3 separate regions of the Homo sapiens genome follow, and all the other regions are linked to region 3. A link is a loop called in an ENCODE intact Hi-C map of the cell type or tissue named here. Cell type or tissue: IMR-90. All regions are shown on one strand.

The links. A loop is a pair of places that touch in the nucleus more often than their neighbours do. Peaks named below come from ENCODE experiments on the same cell type or tissue, not always from the same donor. Only the 100,000 strongest peaks of a DNase experiment are listed, where the experiment ranks them.
Region 1: it touches region 3 in a loop (5-fold over the local background); 3 of 110 quality-filtered maps call a loop at or near these places.
Region 2: a loop joins it to region 3, with 4 times the contacts of the local background. A loop is called at or near these places in 2 of 110 quality-filtered maps.

What each region holds. Positions count from the first base shown.
Region 1 is chr11:35,187,075-35,195,074 of GRCh38, reverse strand. It overlaps CD44 (CD44 molecule (IN blood group)), which reads right to left. Exons shown (of 18, transcript NM_000610.4): 5 at 5,010-5,240. Among named protein-coding and RNA genes, the nearest start is that of CD44-AS1, 24 kb to the left of the region's middle. In IMR-90, no CTCF peak of the experiment used is centred here; a DNase peak (open chromatin) is centred at 4,154; H3K27ac peaks cover 5,008 bases.
Region 2 is chr11:35,211,468-35,219,467 of GRCh38, reverse strand. It overlaps CD44 (CD44 molecule (IN blood group)), which reads right to left. Exons shown (of 18, transcript NM_000610.4): 15 at 4,554-4,616; 16 at 81-152. It overlaps CD44-AS1 (CD44 antisense RNA 1), which reads left to right and starts at 4,458. Exons shown (of 2, transcript NR_174965.1): 1 at 4,458-4,637. RefSeq lists enhancers at 1,692-2,521, 4,029-5,228. In IMR-90, no CTCF peak of the experiment used is centred here; DNase peaks (open chromatin) are centred at 277, 4,507 and 6,707; H3K27ac peaks cover 4,601 bases.
Region 3 is chr11:34,923,050-34,931,049 of GRCh38, reverse strand. All of the region lies in intron 1 of PDHX (pyruvate dehydrogenase complex component X), which reads right to left. Among named protein-coding and RNA genes, the nearest start is that of PDHX, 10 kb to the right of the region's middle. In IMR-90, a CTCF peak has its summit at 4,763 (motif pointing left); DNase peaks (open chromatin) are centred at 4,099 and 4,749; H3K27ac peaks cover 1,916 bases.

The DNA.
Region 1 (8,000 bases), 260 kb before region 3:
GAGGCCTAGATTCTGATATGGAGCAACAGGTCATTTCCTACACTTTACAGTTGAGATTTTAAGTGTCCAAAGAAGGGTTCAGGGCCTACACTTTGATGAGAGAAATCTGCATTTCCTTCTCTTATTACTGGCTGTGAGAATCAGATCAGCAGAAAGGAGAAGCCTGCACTTTCCGGCAGACTTCTTTCTAAAGGACATTTTCTCATTGAATCACACAGTCAATTCATTCATTTGTAGTTTTTCATAATTTCATTCATTCATTCAAAACTATTGATTCATAGTTTTTCCTTCCTCTGATGGAAAAATCATTCTGATTCTATATACACATTGCCAAAAGGAAAACATACAGGACATTTAAGAATATCAATCATATCCCCAGATCCACAGGCCTTTCTGATATATGAAGTGGTACAAGACCCTATTCTCACTAAGAATGATGAAGGAGATTTGACGTGATAATGGACGTCCTCTCCCCTAACACTAAAAGGTCTGACATCCAGGAGAGCTGATAAGCAAAAGACAAAGCAGTTTACCTGTCGTTGCTGTTGTTGTGAGATCCTGAGTCTTAGGCTGTGAATTACCAAACCAGGACCATATCTAGTTATTTTGCTCCTGAGCTGTTGCGTGGCTGTTTGAGTGCACAGTTGAAGTAACTGGATCAATTATGAAAGTATCACTTAGTGATATTCCCTCTACAAATCTTTACTTTCAGTTCTGCCTATATATGATGTCTGTATCTATTATTGAATGATAATTAGAAAAGAAAATCTAGGCCTGGTTTTATCTTTCCAGACTCCTAATGTCTCCCACAATCTTAGGACAACATCAGAAATGCAAATTCCTCATGGGTATAAATTTCATGCTACTCATTCTTCAAACTGAATCCCCTGAATTCATGATCAAAGCAAAATCAAGCAGCAATTTAATAACCTGTGAAGGAAAGAGATTTTCTATTTACTTGATTGGGCGACTGAGCCATGAGCTGGAGGTTTTCGAAGCAGCATTTCAAACGACTGCTTTCATGCATTTATCTTTGGATTATCTTTGGGTTGCTAGTGTGTATTTTTCACATCTGTCTAGCATTGTACCCAGGTAGTTTGTGATGACAACTGGCATTTCAAAGCTCCGCCCACACGCATCAGCCTCAGGTCAAACTTCATACTTGAGCAGGAACTTTGCAAAGAAAATGTGTTCAAAGTGTCGAAATCAGATAAAACTTCCTCAGGTATCCATCTATCATTTCTGTCACTTTTTATTCTAATTCAATATGTGTTTCTACCAAAAACTAGAGTTGCCAAAGTTAGAGAAATTCCAGACTTTTCTCAAATTAGAGAAAATATCATCAGTAACATTTTGCAATTTAAAATCTCTCATTCGACTCTCAAGTTTGACTTGAGTCCAGCATGTTTTCTTATTGAAATGGAATGGCAAAAACCATCAGGATAAATATCTAATTTAAGCCAGCTGAGATTTTAAAAAGCCACTTTAAATTATATATCCCTTTGAAAATCTACGTTATGTCCTCCTTCCTCAAAAAAGTGATGCTACATATACACACTCAAAATTTTGCATATTATTTCAGATAGTTCTAGAATGCCTTATGGTCTACCATTGAACCTACTGAAGGTCCATGAACCCTAGGTTAAAAACTTTGACTCTATCTATATAAAATGCCAACAGCTGGCACAGTATGTTCTGTCCTCTAAATCAAGCTTGTCCAACCCGTAGCCTGTGGGCCACCTGTGATGCAGGATGGCTTTGAATGTGGCCCAACAAAAATTCATAAACTTTCTTAAAACATTATAAGCTTTTTTTGTTGTTGTTATCCCATCAGCTATGGCTAGTGTTAGTGTATTTTATGTGTGGCCCAGGACAATTCTTCTTCCAATGTGGCCCAGGGAAGCCAAAAGACTGGACACCCCTGCTGCAAAGGACACATTAGTTCAGAACAGAGAGTAGAGAAATAGGAGCCAATTTTACCCATGAAGCCTCCAGACAAACCTGAGCATCCCCGGGAAAATCCACAGACACCACATTCTCACCTCAGAAACTTTATTAAAGATGCATAATTCCCACCACCCTCACCCAATAGTACAACAGGAAAAAATAGTACCAGAGGAAACAAACCTACAAGAACAAGATAGAAATAGGCGTTATTTTTGTCTTCCTGAAAGGAGTGGTATGAGGGGGAAAAATGGAAAAAGCTACTGCCTAGCCAGCAGAATTTCTAATTTTCCCCACCCAAATAGGCCATACCAGATCTGAAAAAAAAAAAAAAAAAAAAGAAAGAATTCCTTTGACACCCAGAAGACAAGGAAATACAGTGTTCCAAGGCAGGAGTCTGCTTCCTGAATTAGTTTAGGTTTCTTGATCCCAGAGAGTTCCAGGTCACCAATAGGAAGAGGCTGATGACACTCAAGATAAACAGCCTGCTGGAAGCCTAAAGCTACCCAGATGGTTATTCTTACTAGCTGTCCCTATTGCCACCCACTACAGGCCCTTCAGGAAGGAATGAGCCAGCCGAGCCAAAGACCGCTTCTTCTGTGCTCTCAGCCAGCACTCCTCTTGACCCCTGCCCTCCTGCAATGCATGAGGGAGGCTTTGCAATCACTCCCTGTCACTCTGTCCCAGCTCTCAGTCCAACAGTGATAAGGTTTTGCAAATCTCCTCACTGGACTTTAGAAATACGATTCTACTCAGGAACCTAACAGTGCTGACTTTTCCTGGCATGCCATTATGCTACGTTCAAGTTTCCACCAGGTTGTTTGCCTTGGTATGTTTCTTTGCATGAAGTGATCCACTTGGAGCTGCTACTGGTCCCATTGGGTCCTATAGTACTTCAGTGACTCTCAGGTTAGCCCTGGACTCATTTGGTAGACTCATTAGTCTCTTTCTTTTTTAGCTGCTGAAGGAAACTTAACTAATTTATCTGGGAGGAGAAAGGCACAATTCATTTCTCAGCTCAAATCCTGAACTATGTTTTAGTTAAATCTCATAAACACTCCTTTTCCCTGATTTCTAAACCAATAATATGTAGTCTCCATGAAGGTAAGTCCAACTCTGAATTCCTAGCATCCTAGAGCAGTGTCTGGCATACAGAAGACCTCAGATATTGATTGAATGAATAAATATCTCAGTAATCCTTGCCTCTCTTCAATATTACTTCCTAACTATGTTTATCCTTCGATCCCAAGCATTCTAATAGGCCTGGTACGTAGTAGGTTCTCAAAATACGTTTGCTGACTAACTTAGGAAGGGAAGATACAGTTCTTAAGAGATATTCTATAGGGGTTAATGAAATGTGTGTTTTTAAAACACACATGAAATACTATTTTATATAGGCTATTAGTGGTTTGAATGTTAACTACATATAGTCCCAAGTTATGTTTTATCAGGATTTTCTTCTTTGGTGGGAAGTGGTACTTTAGGGTAGACCTATTCTCCTTCCTGCTGAGACCACTAATTATTGTGTTCGCTAACATCCGACAAAATTGCCTACCATAATGATAAGCACCTTCGACATGGTTACTTTAAAAAGACAGGGAACCCAAGAAGCAGTGAGTAGCTAGCAGCACGGCCCGCTTGGTTTGCAGAAGCCTCTCTCAAGAAGGGTTGCCCACGGGACTACCAACAATAAGCCGATGCAAACTCAAGAGGGCCAATAACCCAAGAAAGTATGGGCAGCTTGAAAACTCTGCTTTTTAAAAAGCTTCAAAGAATGTGCAGGGAGTGATGGGAACCCCAAGCCTATTTGTATCATGCCCTCAGCCAGAGACTGACAGAAATTTAAAACACTATTGCGCAAGTGACCTTAAATGAAATCACAGTACTGTGGGGGTTTCCCTGGCTTCTGGGTGACAAGGAATAGAGAAGGGCCCTGTCTTGAGTATTCACAAGCCAGCGCATTTCTGCCACACTCTTTGGAGGCCCAAGTTTCACCCCTCAGGAGCTATAGCCAGGAAAAGAGAACATCCACACCATACTAGGAAAACCGCTCCAGAGGCAGATGCCCTATTTGAGTTTGATTAATCCTCCACAGGAGGAACATGGCCCATCTGGGAGCCCATTTCAAAACAAACCATAGAAGAAAAGCAAAGAGGGAAACAGGAGACAAGAGAGATGTAAACACTTTCCAGTGGAGCTGAAGCGCGAGGGGCAAACTCCAAAGGAATGGAACGCAATGTTTACATACTTCCACTCTTGCAACCCTAAGTAATGAATTACCCCCACACACCAAGTAAGTATTGAGAACATTCCCCAACAGGCTGGATTATAGAGCTCTTAAGCTGATTTAATTTCACCAGAAAACTCTTCCAGATATGCTTCCTTGGACTAAAAACAAAGGAATTGTTGAGTAAATTATCGTTGGTGAAAATCACTGAATATTACACTATCAATAGTATGAATGTAAATCAAGTTAAAACATAAAAAGCCACAGTTGACCCACGTATGCCTACTGTTCCATTATTGGAAAGCTAAGCATGTGGGAGTTATTTATATCCTACTGCTCATTGTCATCACCAAGGTCTGATTGCAAAAATTCAAAAAATTGCAACCTCAGGCATAAGTGGGTTTTTTAAAAGGTGCTAGTGGAGTGGTATGCAAACTCTATGATCCCAACTTTATGAAAACAATCTTATCCATAGGTGGATAAGAACAAGAAGGAAACATGAAAAAATGAAAACAGTTTTCATATCAGGCTTGAATTGTTACTGTATACCTGGGGATAAGAGAATAAGGAGGGCTCTCCCCAAAATAAAACTTCCAATATGGCACTTCTTATGCTAAGGTAAGAAAAACAGTTATAGATGAGGAAAAAAGGTAGGCAGTAGTAGTCAATGCAGGCAGTTTACTGACAACCACAAGAGCCCACCTCCCTGAATGGCATCACCAGCTTCCAGCTGTCTAGAGACGAGAAAATCAGCACGTGAGTGTGCAATGCTCAGGAAGGTCAGAGACATTTTGCCAGGGAATTGCTATTGGGAAGCACAGTGATTTATTCTCCTTACTGGTAGCAGGGATTCTGTCTGTGCTGTCGGTGATCCAGGGACTGTCTTCGTCTGGGATGGGGTGTACAGTAGAAAAGGTGTAAAAGATGTAACCTCCTGAAGTGCTGCTCCTTTCACTGGAGGAGCCGCTGCTCACGTCATCATCAGTAGGGTTGCTGGGGTAGATGTCTTCAGGATTCGTTCTGTATTCTCCTTTCTGGACATAGCGGGTGCCATCACGGTTAACAATAGCTGGGAGAGAGAAAAGGTACTTACAGAACTTCACAGCTCATATTTTGAGTATGTGGATTAGCGTTTAACATAGTGACTTCAAAGCTATTTTCCTTTGTAATGAGAAACACCTATCTATCCAGTGGTGGGAGAGAGTGGCAGATGCACTAAGAAAGTGCACCCTCCCATCCCCCACACACCCTGGGGATGAGGCAGGAAACAAGGAAGTACTGGAGAGTCCCATCCCTGTGTTTGAATCCTAGCTTCATAGAGCTCTGGACAAGGCAACTCTGAGCTTCAGTTTCCTCATTTGTAAAATGGGGATTATGTGATACATTGTAAGTAAAGTGCTCAGCACAGTATTCAAAATACAGTGGATGCTCAATAAATAATCATTCTCCCACTTGTTTCCCTACTCTCCCTTCTGAAGTACATATAAAATGTGTTGCTATTAATTCCATATATTCCTCCGAAAAGGATTTGAAGTAGCAGACTAATAGCCTCAGCAGGGAAGATACATCTGCAAAATGATGAAGATTTTGATTTTCTTTTTTAAGGGGCAAGTTTTGTCCACTTGTGCAAACACCCACTTCTGGCTAGGAAACCAGCAGGTCTAAATACAGAAGAGCATTTGCCGTTCTCTGTGAAATTCAACCTGGAAATTAACAAGCACAGATATACATGAAGATCAACATCTGTGGTTTCAACAAATGACTAGAATGAATTGGAGAAGAAAAAGCCTGAATGCATTCATTCATTATTCCTCCCTAGAAGTATTTGCTGCTCTCAAGTCTGGGCCACTCACTATGCAGGTGTGCATTTAGATGAAATTATTTTCTGCTGTATTGCATTGATGGGACTAAAGGTTCTTTTTGGCCACATATTTAGCTTGCTCAAATGAAACTTTTTTTTTTTTTCGAGATGGAGTCTCACTCTGTTGCCCAGGCTGGGGTGCAGTGGTGCAATCTCAGTGTGCAGCAGCCTCCGCCTCCTGGGTTCAAGCAACTCTCCTGCCTCAGCCTCCCAAGCAGCTGGGACTACAGGTGCATGCCACCACACCCAGCTAATTTTTGTATTTTTAGTTGACACGGGGTTTTACCGTGTTGGCCAGGCTGGTCTTGAACTCCTGACCTCAGGTGATCTGCCTGCCTCAGCCTCCCAAAGTGCTGAGATTACAGGAGTGAGCCACTGTGGCAAGCCTCAAGTGGAACTATTAATAATACATAAATGAAAAAAAAAATCAAGGTCTCAGTCACCCTGGTAATCTCTGCAGGTGAGGATTTGACAAGGAAATATTGTTGACCACACTCTTACATGTCTGGACTTCAAAAGAGAACTGTGGGCATCAAAGAAACAGGGCATTTATTAAACCTCTACTATGGGCTGGACATACATTAGACATAGTGTCTTTTACAAATTTCCTGAATATTCTCATAGGTTGTTCCATTATATGAATGAGAAAACTGAGGATCAGTCACTCCTCTAAAATCTCACACATGGTGAGGGAACTAGGATTTCATACCAGGCCTGCTGAGACAGCACATCTCATGTCGTAGCCATCATGGTGTGAAGCCTCCCCTTCCTATTGCAAGGCACAGGTCAGGGACAATTCCTTACATAACAATGTGGGGCTGGGTTTGTATGGTCTACGAAGATTCTCATCCCTCTGCCACTGCCAACATCATGCCTGTGCACACTGTCAGTATCCAGCTGTGAGGAAGCAGAAATCAGACCTCTCAACACTGTACTGTTTCCCATTAAATGAAGCTCAGAGGCCGTAAGATCAGGGTTAGCAGTTAGCCTATTTGAAAGTTCTGGTTGAGATTTTCTGATTTCTAAAGTGCTGGAATAGGCCAGGCATGGTGGCTCATGCCTGTAATCCTGGCACTTTGGGAGGCTGAGGAAGGAGGATTGCTTGAGCCCAGGAGTTCAAGACCAGCCTGGACAACATAGTGAGACCCCCATGTCTATTTTTAAAAAGTGCCCGAATATATACATCTGTGGATAATCATATATCAGGATGATTTAAGATGGATGTGGTATAAACAATGTCAAAACACGTATCAGGAAGTTTATATCCTTCATGATTATCTTTCAATACTTCAGTTATATCAAACAGAAAATTGCTAATTAGGGCCAAAATGCCCCTACACCTGACACTTATTAATCCCTCTTTATAAGAGAGAACATGACTCAGACCCAGAGCTTTCAGCAGCTGCAAATTAAGAACATTATTTAATTTTTCTTACATTTAAGTTTATTATTAAGGTTGCCTTCTATTTACGATGTGATGTTGGTTTTCCATGTGCAATTTCTTTTTAAAAATAAGTGTATTTTAATTAGAAAACAGTGGATCATTTAAATAAAAATATCAAGTAAATGAGAGCATTGTACATATAGAGATGCCAAAAAAAATGTGAAAGTGGTTTTCAAATGACTGAAGTTTGAGGAACGATGCATGAGTGTAAACCAGAGAGCAGTTTCAAGTCATTGCAGAAAAAAAGGAAGGGACACTGAATTAAAGCCAACTGTCCTTACTTAGTCTTAGGGAAATGACTAATATTTTTTTTTCTTTTTTTTTGGAAATGGAGTCTCACTCTGTTGCCCAGGCTGGAGTGCAGTGGCACGATCTCAGCTCATTACAACCTCTGCCTCCTGGGTTCAAGCAATTCTCCTGCCTCAGCCTCCTGAGCAGCTGGGATTACAGGCACCTGCCACTATGCCCAGCTAATTTTTTGTATTTTTAGTAGAGATAAGGTTTCGCCATATTGTTCAGGCTGG
Region 2 (8,000 bases), 290 kb before region 3:
ATGAGTCTCTTCGTCCTTGCTGGGACATTCTGAGAAAGCTGCTTTCAGTGTGTTTTTCTGCCTCAAAGTTTGAAACTCACCTGGAATTTGGGGTGTCCTTATAGGACCAGAGGTTGTGTTTGCTCCACCTTCTTGACTCCCATGTGAGTGTCCTAAGGGGAAAAACAACATCTCTCAACCAAAGTTTGAAATGTGTAACCATGAGTTCCTTGTGGAGCTGCATAAAGGGCAGCTCTCCACATTCTGAATCACTGAGAAGCCATTTATGGATTCAAGCTGCAGATGTTTATAAAGCATTACACAAAAGATTTCCCCCCCACCTCATTTGATTAAGGCTAAGGCTTAGTAATGTTATTTTGTGTCAAGGAACATGAGAATTCTCAGCAGCAGTGTTGCACAGTGTTCAGGACTTTGGTGTCTAGAGCTGGACAACCCTGGATTTAAGTCTCACCGCTGTCCCTTGCTAACTAGCCATGTGTGCTGGGTCAATCTACCTTCTCCAAGTCTCCCTTTTCACACTCGTAAGATGGGGATAACAGAATGCTGTTCATCATAATTTTGCAGAGATTTGAAGAAATACACGGTATTGGTAGTTGTGTGTGGTTGTTATTTTCTATTTTTAATTTAGGACCTTGCTACTCAAAGTGTGGCTCTCAGACCATCAGGACAGGCATACCTGGGGAGATCGCTAGAAATGCAGAATCTTATGCCTCATCTCAAAGCTACCAAATCAGAATCTTCATTTTAACAAGACCCCCAGGGGACTCACACGCTCCAGAAAGCCCAAAGGGAACCTGAAAATCTCATCCAATAGCATCATAGGAGCCAACATAAACACTATAAAATAAGGAGTTTGCTCACGCCTGTAATCCCAGTACTTTGGGAGGCTGAAGCAGGCGGATCACAAGGTCAAGAGATTGAGATCAACCTAGTCAACATGGTGAAACCCCGTCTCTACTAAAAATACAAAAATTAGCCAGGCATAGTGGCATGTGCCTGTAGTCCCAGCTACTCGGGAGGCTGAGGCAGGAGAATTGCTTGAACCCAGGAAGCAGAGGTTGCAGTGAGCTGAGATTGTGCCTCTGCATTACAGCTTGGCAACAGAGCGAGACTCCACCTCACAATAAATAAATAAGGAGTTTAGCGGCAGTGGCCCTTTCTGACTATGAAAAATCACCCTATTAGAGTCCCTGCTAATATATTACTGAAACACACCTTGTTAGAAGAATCAACATTTTCTACTGCTAAAAAGCAAAATAAGGAGATGAACAAAATGCCTTAAACTGGGAGGAAGTATCGCAAGACAGACAATCCTCAAGTCAGAACTGGAGGCCTATCGAAATGAGGGAGACACAATGGTTCTAAAAGAAACTTCTAAGAAGCCGGGCATGGTGGCTCACACCTGTAATCCCAGCACTTTGGGAGGCTGAGACAGGAGGATCTCTTGAGTCCAGGACTTTGAGACCAGCCTGGGAAACATAGGGAGATCCTGTCCCTGTTAAAAATAAAAATAATAAATAAATAAACAATTTTTTTAAAAAAGAAACTTCTAAGACATCTTGTGAAGAGCCTCATCAAAATGAAAGCTTCATGAATTTTTAAAAATTCTTCCTCCATTGCTTCAAAACAAAATTTGAAAGTGTTCCACCAAAATGAACTTTTTTTTTCCTACCAAATGGAAGCCCACTGTAGAATCCTGAAGGCTGATCAATGGATGAAAATGGTGGGGTCTTAAATGAGAGCTTTCCTCATGGAGCCAAACTTTAGGCTGTGCACACTGAAATCTTGATTACAATGGTTATATGGGGACAGGATGGCTCTTGTTTATGCAATTTGATGCTTTTGTTAAAACTTAAAAGGGAGCAAAACCAGTTCCTACCAGACATCTGGGTGTTTCAACATCCCCTATCCTATGTTGACAGTGGCCTTTGACTTTACAAATCTCCAAAACAGTCCAAGGCCCTTTCCCTACATGCCTTCCAGTGTCCTTGGTGGTTGGCAGGTTTTCACCTGCCCAACTCATGGGACACTGGCCACCTAAACTGAAGATCTTTGGCCGTGAAAACTCCCCAGGAGGTACAGTCACTCTCACTGTTCTTTTTTTTTTTTTTCTTTTCTGACTCATAGAAGCCTTTGATATTTAAAAAGAGGCCATTAACGGATCATAATCACTTTATTTTGATTTAAAAAAAAAAAAAAAGAAGAAGTGCTCCCAGCAAGAAAAGATCTGGGTGTGCGTGCAGCAAGATGAAACCTCCTGTTTGAACAATAGACACCTGCTCAGAAGCCAAACAAAAGAGACTGGCTCCTGTCTGCTTGATTCTCACTTCAAGCAAAAGCCACAGAAGATGGATGTGAGATAGCAGGTCTTGCCTTGTGCCCTAGATGTCTACAAATCCAGCCAGGGTAGGACTGGCCACAGTAGCAAGTTCCACAAAGAGGAGCACTTGATATTCCTGTTGGGAGATGACATGTAATCTGAGACATATGCACAGAGATTGTTCAATTGGCTTCAATGGTGAGAAAAGCAGTCTAGCACAGTCTAAGCTTCCAAATTTTAATGTGCATATAAACCACCTGGGTGGGAGAGTGTAGTTAAAATGCAGATCCTGATTCAGTAGGTCTGGGTTGGCCAAGGATTCTGCATTTCCAACAAGTTCCTAGGTGATGTCCACTCTGATGGTTAAAGAATCATACTTAGAGAGTGGCTGGGGTCTCTTGGTTTTAGAGATCATGCCCCTTAATAATAACTCCCTACTTTTTCAGAGTACTTTCACACTTCTGGTACCCTGTCTTCCTCACAATAACTCTAGGAAGCAACTGAGGCAGATGATTTGATCTCCTTTTTACTAACAAGGAAACTGAGTCTGGGAAAGGTTAAGTGCCCTGCCTAAAGTCCCCAGTGAACCTGTGACTTCTGTCTCTATTTCAGAAGCATTTCTAATGAATCCCTACCTCCTAGTGCTCCTCCATAGAGAGTTATTGTGGAAGCCACCATGTAAATATCCATCTTCATATTTGTTTTCAATGTGTAAACATTTAAATCTGATGGTGAGCCTCACTCAAACTTGGGCATAAAAAGGGGAGACAATAATTGATATGGCTTAAATCATTTACATGGGGTCACCTGGATTTATGATGTTCAGGGAGACCACAGTAAGGCAGCACTGGCAGAACCTCCCAGTAGCCCAGCAGTAGAAGTAATTAGTAAACCTACCTCATGTCAGACTTTTGCAGTCTGGGGTAAGGTTTGTAGGGGTGTGATCTGAATCACAACAAACAGGAGTCTATTTAAGAATTCATGCCTGGGAGTAATTATGGTCATTATGGAATGCCTTCTCCAGACTGTGCTATGAGAAGTAATACAAGGCCCTCCAGGCTTGAAAGGTGGCTCCATCACTCTCTGGTCCTGTCAACTCTGCCAAGTTACTTACCTTCTCTGAGCCTTAGTTTCCTCATCTGTAACATGGGGATAATAATAGTACTTACCTATGTCACAGAGTTTATAGGATGACTGAATGAGTTCATACTAGATAAACTCTATGAATTTGCTGATATTAACCTGTTTTTTTGTTTTTTGTTTTTTGGTTTTTTTTGAGACAGAGTCTTGCTCTGTCACCCAGGCTGGAGTGCAGTGGTGCAATCTTGGCTCACTGCAAACTCTGCCTGCCAGGTCCGAGCAATTCTCCTGCCTCAGCCTCCTGAGTAGCTGGGATTACAGGTGCGCAGGACCACGCCCGGCTAATTTTTGTATTTTTAGTAGAGACAGGGTTGGCCAGGCTGGTCTCGAACTCCTGACCTCGTGATCCACCTGCCTCGGCCTCCTAAAGTGCTGGGATTACAGGTGTGAGCCACCGTGCCTGGCCGATATTGACCTGTTCTTGACCTACAATAATGGCAGTTCCATTTGGCCCAACCTAATACATGTAAAGTGTTTAGAAAGATGCTGCTGGCACACAGTAAATTCCCAACAAATACCAGTGATGATATCATGTGCCAGGATTATGCTAAATGCTTTACATGTATTCTATCATTTAGTCTTTGAAACAATGTCCTGTGACAATTGTTATTATTCCAAGTTTATTAGTTGAGAAATGTTGTCTCAGACCCTTTAAAGCATCTTGCTCAGTTAATATGCGGAGGGCTGGAATCGAACTCAGGCCATTTTTGCTACAAAGCTCAAGCTCTTAATCACTCTGGTGTAGTGCAAGGTTAAATTGGGACACTGCTTGAATTCTTCCTGAGGCTTTCAGATGCAAGGCTTTCCTCCAGAGCAGTAGCTCTCAAAGTGCAATCCCTGTCCCAGCAGTGTCAGTATTACCAGGGAACTGATTAGAAATGCAAATGCTTGGGCTCCACCCCAGACCTACTGAATCAGGAACCTTAAGGGTGGGGTCCAGCATTGTGGTTTAATAAGCCCTCCCTGCAATTGTGATGTATGCTAAGAAGGTTTGAGAACCACTTCTCTGGAGACACTGACTCATACTTCGTTGGTAGTCATCATTAGGCTCAATGATTATAACAGTAAATGACTAAAGCAGTTTTGAACTCACCATCTGATTCAGATCCATGAGTGGTATGGGACCCCCCACTGGGGTGGAATGTGTCTTGGTCTCCTGTAATGAGCAATCAGGAAGGTCAGTACTGCATGTTTTCACTTACACTCCCATCTGCATTTCTTTACCTTTGCATTCTTATACAGCCTATCACAAAGTTTAGTCTTTTTAAGGTATTCCAAAAAATGATGGCAAAACAGCCTTGAATGGGTCCACAATGTTAATTACCGTTCATTGCTTAATCCACTGATAAATGAGCTAGAACTTTAATAAGAATTAAGGAAACTGGGGCAGCAAAGGCTAAGAAGGATGACCACAGGAAGTTTTGTAGAAACTTTGTTTTGGTAGAAATCCAAGAACTGTGGTAAGGAACATGCTAACAAAAATATTGTGATATCTTTGCAGGTATGAGGTTGAGACTAGACATTGTACATTTTAAATAAGGACAATATGAATTGGATTATGAGAAACATAATCACTGCAAATGGGCATACTCTGGCTTAGGGCATGAAACAGAGATTTCTTGGCGGCAGGAAATTAGTATGCAATAAGGAATCTTGGGATTGAATGATGTAAAGATTCAAAGAGAAAGGTCAACTACTTATTTTCAAAAAAAATTGAAAATAAGTAAAAAAGGAAATGGTGAGATGATAGCTAACATTAATAATGTGTATTGGAATATGGGTATTATAGTAAGTTTAAAATAATTTTTTAAAGTTAAATCTGTAGTTTCAACATGACTAGTTAATATAATCCTAGCTTCTCAAACATCTATCACCAGAAAGCTTTAGATTAAGACAACCTCATGAATTGCTAGAATCTAAATCCATAGGTCAAATCTTGAATGCAGCATATTAAAACTCTCTCCCCCACCCACATTTTTCAAAAGCATACTGGAATCTTTTTTTTTTTTTAATCACAGGACAATGCTTACATAAAATGGCTACAGTTATCCATTATGAAGGCACCTTATAAGGAATCTATAGTAACCTGATCGTCACCATTTCCTTGATTAGAGAAGGTGGAAGCGGGTGACACTTAGTCACCTGTGTAACTATATTGAAGAGACAGATTGCTTTGTTCCTTGGCTGATGGTTAAAACAAATGAAAACAACATTTGCTGAAATGCCACACCAATACTCCCACTACCAAAATCACCATGACCGTCACCATCCCATCACCATCATTATCACCATCACCATCACCATCACCACCACCACCACTGCCACTATGATTCTAAATGCTTCAGTTCTTTTTTGGGGGACGGAGCCTCGTTCTGTCGCCCAGGCTGGAGTGCAGTGGCACGATCTCGGCTCACTGCAACCTCCAATTCCTGGGTTCAAGTGATTTTCATGCCTTAGTCTCCTGAGTAGGTGAGACTACAGGCACCTGCCACCATGCCTGGCTAATATTTTGTATTTTTAGTAGAGACGAGGTTTCGCCATGTTGGCCAGGCTGGTCTCAGACTCCTGACCTCAAGTGATCCGCTTGCTTCAACAAATGCTTTAGTTCTTAACATTAAGCGTAAAGACTGAGAAAAATGTATAGACATAAATGAGATTTATGTGGGTGAGTGTTTTTGAAGAAAACCAAGGATGAGAATTGGGTGACTTAATTGTCTAATCCATGGAGAATTATGGAAAATCTGTCCGTACCACTGTGGAAATCAGAAAGAATCAGTGTCTGTGAATATCAGTCTTGTAAAAAGCATTTGATTTACTAACATTAGGCTATAAGCATTCTAGGGTACTGTGACTATTAAAATTGCCATTTAAACTTTAAATTCATGGCTGGGCGTGGTGGCTCACGTCTGTAATCCTAGCACTTTGGGAGGCTGAGGCTGGTGGATCACTTGAGGTCAGGAGTTCGAGACCAGCCTGGCCAACATGGTGAAACCCCATTTCTACTAAAAATAAAAAAATTAGCCGGGCGTGGTGGCACACATCTGTAATCCCAGCTACTCAGGAGGCTGAGGCAAGAGAATCGCTTGAACCCGGGAGGCAGAGGTTGCAGTGAGCCGAGATCGCGCCACTGTACTACAGTGTGGGTGACAGGGCAAGACTCTTTAAAAAAAAAAAATTAAATTCATTGGGTTGCACAACAGGCTTTCTTTTGCCAAGAGAAATGAGACAGCACTATAAGATTTTCTGAAGAATACTGACAATGGTACTTGGAATTTTTAATAAATGAGAGCAGAACAATGCTGAATAAAGAACTAAGGAGTGTAAGGGGCTTTGTCTTGCCAATATTGCTGAAGTTAGCATTTTCTTAAACTGTTTTTCTTGAAGCTCTTGGGTAGGCCACCCAGAGAAATGAGGCCAAGCATGTGGCATTCTGAATTTTCTGTCCCTGCATCACAACCGTCATCTGTTTTACATATTGGATTCTCATGGAGGCTGAGGCAGGAGAATTGCTTGAACTCAGGAGGCGGAGGTTGAGGTGAGCCAAGATCGCACCATTGGACTCCAGCCTGGGCAACAAGAGTGAAACTCCGTCTCAAAAAAAAAAATTATATATATATGCACACATATGAATTCTTCTTTTTCTTTTTTGGGGGGAGGAGAGAAGATCTCTGCTCCAAAATTATGTATCTAAAGTCTCTAATCTTGAATATGCCTAGTGATTGTGTTACAAAGCAATTGAAAAACTAGTACTAGGAAGACAGAATCTGTTTTTTATTTCTTCACTACAGTGGGCGTTTTCCATTTCCCCTTTCTTCACTGTTAATTTCTTAATACAAATGGAGAAGCAAAGAAAAGCAGAAGCAGAGATGACTACTTATTTGAGAAAAAAAAAGACTTATTCTAGGTCCGTGTCAAACTTCATTGAATAAATTATCTTCGTTCCTCTCTTCACTATTACAATAAGAGAAGTGGTCCCTATTCATTAATACTAGATTAAATCATGAACATTTTAAGTGTGCATCAGAACTAGAAGAGGTTTATCCATCACCAAAAGTAAAACTGATCAATCTATTACCAAAACAAGATAATAATTTCAGAGCAAAGATACTAGTATATAGAAATTATTCACCTGTAGGATAAAACCTTACAAAATAAGTAGAGTATATTAGTCGAATTAAACGGAATTGCTAAAATTCGACTACTTTCACCTGCAAAAATATCAGTTTCATGTGGTTCAACTTCATATATCACAAGATAAGACAAAGAAAGCAATTCCATCATAACAGCCAACTTGTACACACAACACACACACACACACACACACACACACACATGCAAACACAGACAAATGGAAAAAACACTGGCAAAAGGAAGCATTCTTTTATCTAAAATATACCCAAGTTTATTTGCACTAGAATTGATAACCAATAATGAAAGATATTTCCATATCACAAACTAGTCCAATCCCAGACTACACAGAAAATGTCCTCTGTAATATGAAACTATATATTGTTTCTCTATATAGAGAAAGCAAACTAGA
Region 3 (8,000 bases):
AGATTTACAGGTAAAATGACCAAAGAAAAAGCCAAATAAAACAACAACAACAAAACAGCAACAACAACAAAAACACGGTTCTGATGATCGACAACAGAATAATCAAGATCAGACTTTAAGAAACTGGCTGTTTTTATTTTCATCTAATATTATAGTATTCAAGATTCAAAGGTTCCTACTAATAAGTATGAAAGGAAACGTTTGCCTTGTCAAGGATGATCAGAATTTAAATGGTTAAATTAACCTCACATTTTGTTGCATACCACAATTCAACTGGGGATCCAGAGAAGTAGACCTCAAACCAGAATGATCTCCCAATGAAACATAACTACATTTTCCTTAGGTATCGAAAAAGCAAACACTATGTATTTGTCCGGCTGCACTTCCCAATCCACCGTCCAGGGTTACATTCAAGAGCACCATGGCTTTTAGATTACAATTTACTAATAAAATACCATGGTAACAAATACGTCCATCCCCTATAGCTTTCCATAGACCCTATTCTCTCTTCAGATTACTCAACTTTCCAGACCCAAACAAGCAAAACACTGTAGCATAGCTAACATATTTCAAATGTGGAAGAACAGGGCTTCTTTTGTCTCCCCTGATGTTTTAGGGTTAAAAGCAAGGAAATTGAGCACTAATGTTAAATGAGAATAAATATTTCTCTTGGGAAGCTGAATAACTTGTACTGCATTTTCAAATGGAGATTTCCTATGGCTTCGTGATAAAGGCGCTTCCACCTCTTTGAAGTATTTAAGAGAAAGTTTCTGTACCTCTCCACTTTTCCTTCACTCTGAAGGTCTGGAGAAAGAATGCAAGCATGCATACCTGCCTCACTCTCTTCCTTATTTTAAGAACTTCCTGATCATAGACAACCTGCAGTTTCCTATCAGCTCCTCCATCCACGTGCTAGACACACACGGCGCTGCCTTTCAAAAGCAGCTCCACAGGCCCCACCTCTCTGTGTTCTTGCCATCAGGGCCCACCAGGTATGAGGCAGCAATTCGGATATGCGTGTTTGCTTTGTACACACACAGTCTCCCTCTAAAACAGAAAGTTCAAAGTCTAAAGTGGGGTTGTACTAAGAAGCCCAGTCTTAGAAGGCCACAGATCTAAGTCACATTCTCCAATCCAATGTAACTATCAGCATTTGATCTCTATCTGTCTTACCCTTTCTCTCTCTCAACTGGCACCAAATTCTAAGAAGGCTGGAAAAGTAGAATTATCACTCCTAATGCCCCAAAAATGACACAGCCCAAACCAAAGTCCAAGTCAAACACGCCCATTTCATCAATGAGAAAACCACAATCCAGACTGATTACAGGATGCGAATCTTCATGCTAAACTCTCAAAGCTGTGCTAACTTTACATCTCAATGTTCCTTACAAATATGGATCATCAATTAATTAATGGTTATTGATAGCTTATATTCACTCAGAAATCCAAATATAGCAAACCAGACATATCAGATCCATGTGAGCATTCTTCATATGTCTAATCAAATATCCTTATAAGCCTTTTCCCCACCTTGAACATGCAGAATTCTTGTATTAAAACACCACTTTTGCCGAGGTGGGCAGATTTGAGGCCAGGAGTTTGAGACCAGCCTGGCCAACATGGCGAAACCCCACTCTATTAAAATTTAAAAATTAGCCAGGCGTGATGGCACACGCCTGTAATCCCAGCTATTTGGGGGGCTGAGGCATGAGAATCACTCGAATCTGGGAGGAGATGGTTGCAGTGAGCCAAGATCACTGCACTCCAGCATGGGCAACAGACCAAGACTCTGCCTGAGAAAAACAAAACAAAAATACCACTTTTACTACTGACAATGAATATTTCAAATGCATAAGAGAACAGGTTATCTCTAAGTGCATTATATATGAAAAACAGGAGGAAAAATAGCCACAATGAGTTTCCTAACTCCTAATTACGAAACACCGTTATTTTGGAAGACACTGAAGAACAAAGCCATCCAACTCCAGTCCACCATGACTCTCAATAACTGTAGCTGAAACAGTTTCACTGAATTCCCAAGCTACCTCTAGTTGAAATGCTAAATTATAACTAGAAGATAGCTTTCAAAATCTTTGCATTTTTTACTTAGTAAAATAAGTCCTTGTGATTAAAATATTAAATAGGTAAAAAATAATGCAAACTACTAAATACAACCATAATGTTTTGTCTATAAAATGCTGGAGAACTAAATTCTTGAGTGAACTAAAATTAGGGAAGTGCACTTGGAAAACACACATACACACATACTCTCTTACACACAGGAAAACTTATAACATTAGTGATGCATCTCCAAATCCAAACCATAACAATCCTACACTTAATTGCAAGAATTCTTAAAACGTGCATAAAGCTTAACACACTGAATGCATTTGGAGATAACAGAATGAGCTTTCTAATCCTCTACACTATGTGGTGTGTCTACTGCCTTTTTCTTTTTTACATGGCTTGATGAAAAAATCAAAAACAGTTGCTTAAAGAATGTACTGTCAGCCTGAGCCTCAGCATTTATTTTGTTAAGCTCAGAATAACAAACTCACTTGTTCTGGGGAAAAAAAAAAAAAAGGAGGGGGGTGGGCAAAAAAAAACTCTTATCTTTTAAATAGCACCACGGTAAGAGGCCAGCCTCTTTTCGAAAACAAAGGCTTAAAAAAAAAAAAGTCCCAATGTGTTCTTTCTATCAAAAAGTTCAAGCCAGGCATTATGAACAGAATATTTCATAAATATATACATATTACATTTATATATCAAAGAGTTCCATTTCAAAGAAGCAACTAAATGGACCTCAATGCTTCTATAGCCAGATTCCAATTTACGACAAATACTAACTTAATTCTCTTAAAGTCTCTCTCCAATATTTGTATGCTTTGGTTCCAGTTGTCACGACACAATTCACATTTATTTTATGATTCTATCTCCTGCTATAATCTCTCACCTAAGAGACCTTCACATTTCCATTACTCTTGACATTAAGGACTATATTATGAAACCTCTGCATTTATTATTATCTTTCAAGTTACCACATCAAGAACCTCAAAAATTTTCATATTTTAAAAATAAAAAGAACATAATCGTTCCTTAGTCACCCTTCATGAAATGAATTGAAATTGCTTATCTGAATTATGATAATACAAAAATTCTGTAGTAGATCATTATCTTTACTCTGAAATGAAGGTGACAAAAACCAAAGAAAGATATTTTGGACATCTCCATTATTCAATACTATCTCTTGATAGATTACACTCGCTTATTACGGAGAGTTAAATGTGCAATATATTTTGTAGTTATTCTAACTAATCTATCCTCAGGCTTTCATGCTAGAAAAATCATTTCATAAGCATTAATGTGTTAATAAAAGTACATATTTCATTCTAGCATACCCTCTTTTGATTAGAACACTATATGGTATCTTTTCCAGACGTATTTTTCTGATGGGAAAGTAATTACACAATCGTAAGATAAACTTGAAGTGACAGGCCTGCACATAATTAATATCTGCCCTTTATGGCTGCTGTCAACTCTACTAAGATAGTGTAGACTTTTCTAGACTCCTTGGAATGGAATTTTATCCTTTACCTAATATTAATTAATTTGCATTTGAACTTATATGCAGACTCCCTCCTTATTCCAGTAAGCTGTACATTCTACCATTCTCTTGTCAAATTAAGAAGGCCTTAAGATATGCACCAATTACGTTTCCTAGTATTAGTTTCCCACAACTACAGGTAAGTAGTTTGCTGCACTCATTACACAAGTTTTTCAATTAGTATTCACAAAGTTCTCAAAATTTAGTTAAAATTTAACGTTTTGTAGTCACTTCAGTGTTCTGCTCCTTCTTATAAAGCTAGCAAATTATATCTAATTGGCTTGTGAAGTCTACCCTTCCACAGCAGTTACAAAACATTTTTAAAAATTTTTAAATGACTATTGTAATGTATGTGGTCCAGTACTTTATATTTAAACTTGCTGATTTTAAAAGTAAAGTCTCATGACTCATAACTATTTTACTCTTTTTTTACATCAACAGAATGACACAATACATTAAAATTTTTTGCTTAGCTTATTGCTGTTTTCCCTGCCATTTCTGCTACATGAGCAATTTACCAATCACTGAATTTTACAGTAATCCCTCTAAGCAATTCCTGTATTTCCTCAAATGGGCTCTTCCAATTTTTCTACAGCATAATTCTGACTTCAATTTCAAATATGGTACACTAATCTAATTCTAGTTTCTTCTTCCCTAAAGTATTTCTTTTATCCTAAGAACAAAATGCTCATACTTCAGCAAACTCAATTATATCAAAGCTTTAAATTGATGATTGATTCATGAATGCTAAAAGGTCTCTAGATTAAAAAAAAAATTTAATACAAGCAAACTCTTAAAATACAAATGCAGAACAAACTGCTTTATGGTTAATATGAAGCAGATTTAAGCTCCATTACTCTGACTAAAGTAATTAAGGGAATTCAGCAGTTTACATATGGTACAGCTTAAACATCATGCTCTAGTTCATTTATAGGCTCTAGTTCATTTATAATCCAAGCATGCAAAAATCATGAAATGAAGATAGACCAAATGAAAAAGTAAATTATCCAGTACTTTCTTAGTGTGGCTCCCTGTCTCTAACATTAATTTGCTTCTTCTCTAATAGGGAGAGAGACTGTTCATTTAATCACTTCTCATTCCAATGTCAGAACACACTAAATAAAACGGAGCCTTCAAAATTGCTGTTCAAATGAAACAATTCTGCCATCTGCAGGCTGGATGAAATAAGGCAGAATAAAGTAAAAGTAATTTAAAAATCAGCACTAGGCACAGAGTAATATTAACACTTGGAATAAAGGCAGTTATAGTATTTTTTGTTTTAAAGGATCGTTTGTCATATAAGTCTTCTTTGTTCAAATAGTTATTTTGGTGTGGTACTGGAGTAAAAATAGACTGAAAATGTCAATGGACCACAACAGAAAATGAATGCACAACAGTTTGTGTGAAAACAGCATTTACAGGTCTTGGCATGCTAACAAACATAAAAAAGATAACCCATAAGCAATATATAGGTTGAGTATGCCTTATCAGAAATGTTTGGGACTATAAGAGTTCTTAATTTCAGATTTTTTCAGATTTTGGAATATTTGCATTCATTATTCTTACTGGTTGAGCATCCCTAATCTCAAAGTCCAAAATCCCAAATGCTACAATGAACATTCCTTTGAGCATCACCTCTGAGCATCATGTCAGTGCTCAAAAAGCTTTGGATGTCAGATTTTCAGATTAGAGATGCTCAAACCTGTATATGGCATCATCCAATTACTACCTGCCCAGCTTGTACACATACAAAGATTGAAATGAAATACTCCAAAATGACAATAGTAGTCATTCTAGCTAGTGATATTACTATAAGGGCTTTTTATTTCTTTTATTTCTGATAACCTACATTTTCATACATGTCTACAATAAATTTATCCAATCTTACTTCCTCTTTCAAACTTAACTAACACTAAGTTTAAAAATGTGCTGTTTGCTTTTGTTAATTTTAAGCAGAAACCCACAAGGACACAGAGAAAAGGAATAACAGCATACAATTTTGGAAGCAGAAAAGTAAATAGATACGTAATAATCAATTAAAGAGACCCTAGAAAGCTGTATCCTAAGCCAGGGAGGATTTGGGTGGCTGCTGTTTGAAAAGTAGCTAGATACCTGGATCCCCTCTCTTAATCCAGTGGTAGGTAACAACCCTACCCTCATTCAACAGAAGACTGAAGCTTGTTTTCTCTGCAGAGGGCAAAAAGAAGAGCTTGAAGTTCAATCTACATAGCTGAGGATATATAAAAACTGCAAAAATAAGTTAAGTGAGAAAGTATCTGATGTGGCTGACATTACAGAAAACTGTGTGGAGAAGCTATTACATACCGTGAGATAAATTAGAAATTATCACAGAAAAAACTAACTAAAAATTTAAAGGGCAGCAATAACTGCAGCAAAAAGAAAGCTAACAAACAAAATATGGGACAATCCTCAATTGTGCATAATATTTGTTTAATGTAAACACTGAATATTTGACCAAGAATTACAAAATAATTTCACTGGGGAGGGAAAACAGAGGGCGGCACTGACCGGCAGTCATCCACAGAAAACGGCTAAAATAGAAACAGAGAGATGGGCAAATGCCAGAAGAAAGTTAAGAGACAAAACTAGTTACTTCTAAGGAAGACTGGGAAAGTTGGGTGAGATGGGGCAGAGATCCACTGTACTGTTACAAGCCTTTCAGTACTATTTAAACTATATGCATGTACTATTGTGCTAAATGAAATATTTTATTATTTAAATATTTAATTTAAAAAAACTCAAGGAGAAGCAGAATACCACAGTGATTTAGAGAATAGGTACTGGAATCAAACTGCCTAGGCTCTAATTTCAGATCCACCACCTACAAGTTATTTATTCTATCTATGTCTGTTTCCTCTTCTCTAAAATGGTGCCATAAATAGATTTTTGTAAAGAAATAAGGTAGGCCGGGAGCAGTGGCTCATGCCTGTAATCCCAGCACTTTGGGAGGCTGAGGCGGGTGGATCACATTAGGTCAGAAGTTCAAGACCAGCCTGGACAACATGGTGAAAGCCCGTCTTTACTAAAAATACAAAAATTAGGCTTGGTGGCACATGCCTATAGTCCCAGCTACTTGGGAGGCCTGAAACCGGGAGGCAGAGGTTGCAGTGAGCCGAGACCGCCCCACTGCACTCCAGTCTGGGCGACAGAGTAAGGCTCCATCTAAAAAAATAGAAAGAAAGAAAGAAGGTAACACATGGGACTTGGCAAAGAATAAGTCTCAAAAATGTTAGTTATTTATTTTTGATGGGCAGCATAGAAACAATTAAGAGGGTATATTCTGGAGGCATCCAGATAGCTGGCTAGATGTATCACAATATCCTATTACATTGTAAGATGTCACAATATTGTAGAATATCACAGTTCCTTCTTGGAGTAATGAGAGATGCATTCACAGGTTCCTTTCACCTTCCCAGCCTAAACTTGAAGGTTCCCTTTTTACTCTCTCCTTTACCTTATTCAGCAGTGTTCTCATGACTAAAGTACACTAATTCTTGATCTCTATTCTAACTACATTTCATACTTGAAAACCAACCTCTCATTAAAATCACTGGCAAATGTTTTACCTTCAGTGCTCATACTATTCACTTCCAAAGCTAAAAGCCAAATCAGGCATTCAACAAATGCCTACTGAACACTTGTTATCCTAGCCCTAGACCAAACCAGATTCTCGACCTCAAAAGGATTAAAATTTAGATGAGAAGATAAATACACAAGTACTAGACAGTAGTAGATAAAAATGCCATTAGACCATCAAAGAATTATGAGAGCTGAGATTCTACCTGATGGAACACTGGAAAACAACAACAAAAAAATCTGTACTAGTATTACTTAATATCTATTAGGATGGCTATTATCCAAAAAAAAGCTAGGAAATGACCAAAATGTTTATGGAAATAGTCTCTAGACTAGGTGGTATTTACAGACAAATTACAGGGAGATCTGAGTCCTCTGGACTCAGAATTATATATAAAATTGTGTATGTATGCACTTTCCTGAAGAAGTTAGTGGTATAGCTTTTATAGTTTAACAGATTTGTTCCCCTCCAAAAACCAGGGCTAATATATTCCCAAGAAATCTCTCCTGAATTATACATTTGCTGATCCTAATTTTTCCCTAGGAATGTTTCATATAATAAAGTCCTTGATTTATACAGTAACAGAAAGATATCAAGCAGATCACTAGCTATAGTAAATGTACTGCCTACCAAAAAAATGAATCACCCATATACCCCATCTTGTTCATAGAATCTGCTGATTCTATATTATTATACTTCTACTTAGTATCCAATGGCACATTAGAAAAGAGGTTAGCCAGAATTTTTAGATAGCATATGGTGTAGAATGCATTTCCTTTGAATGAAATAAACCAAACA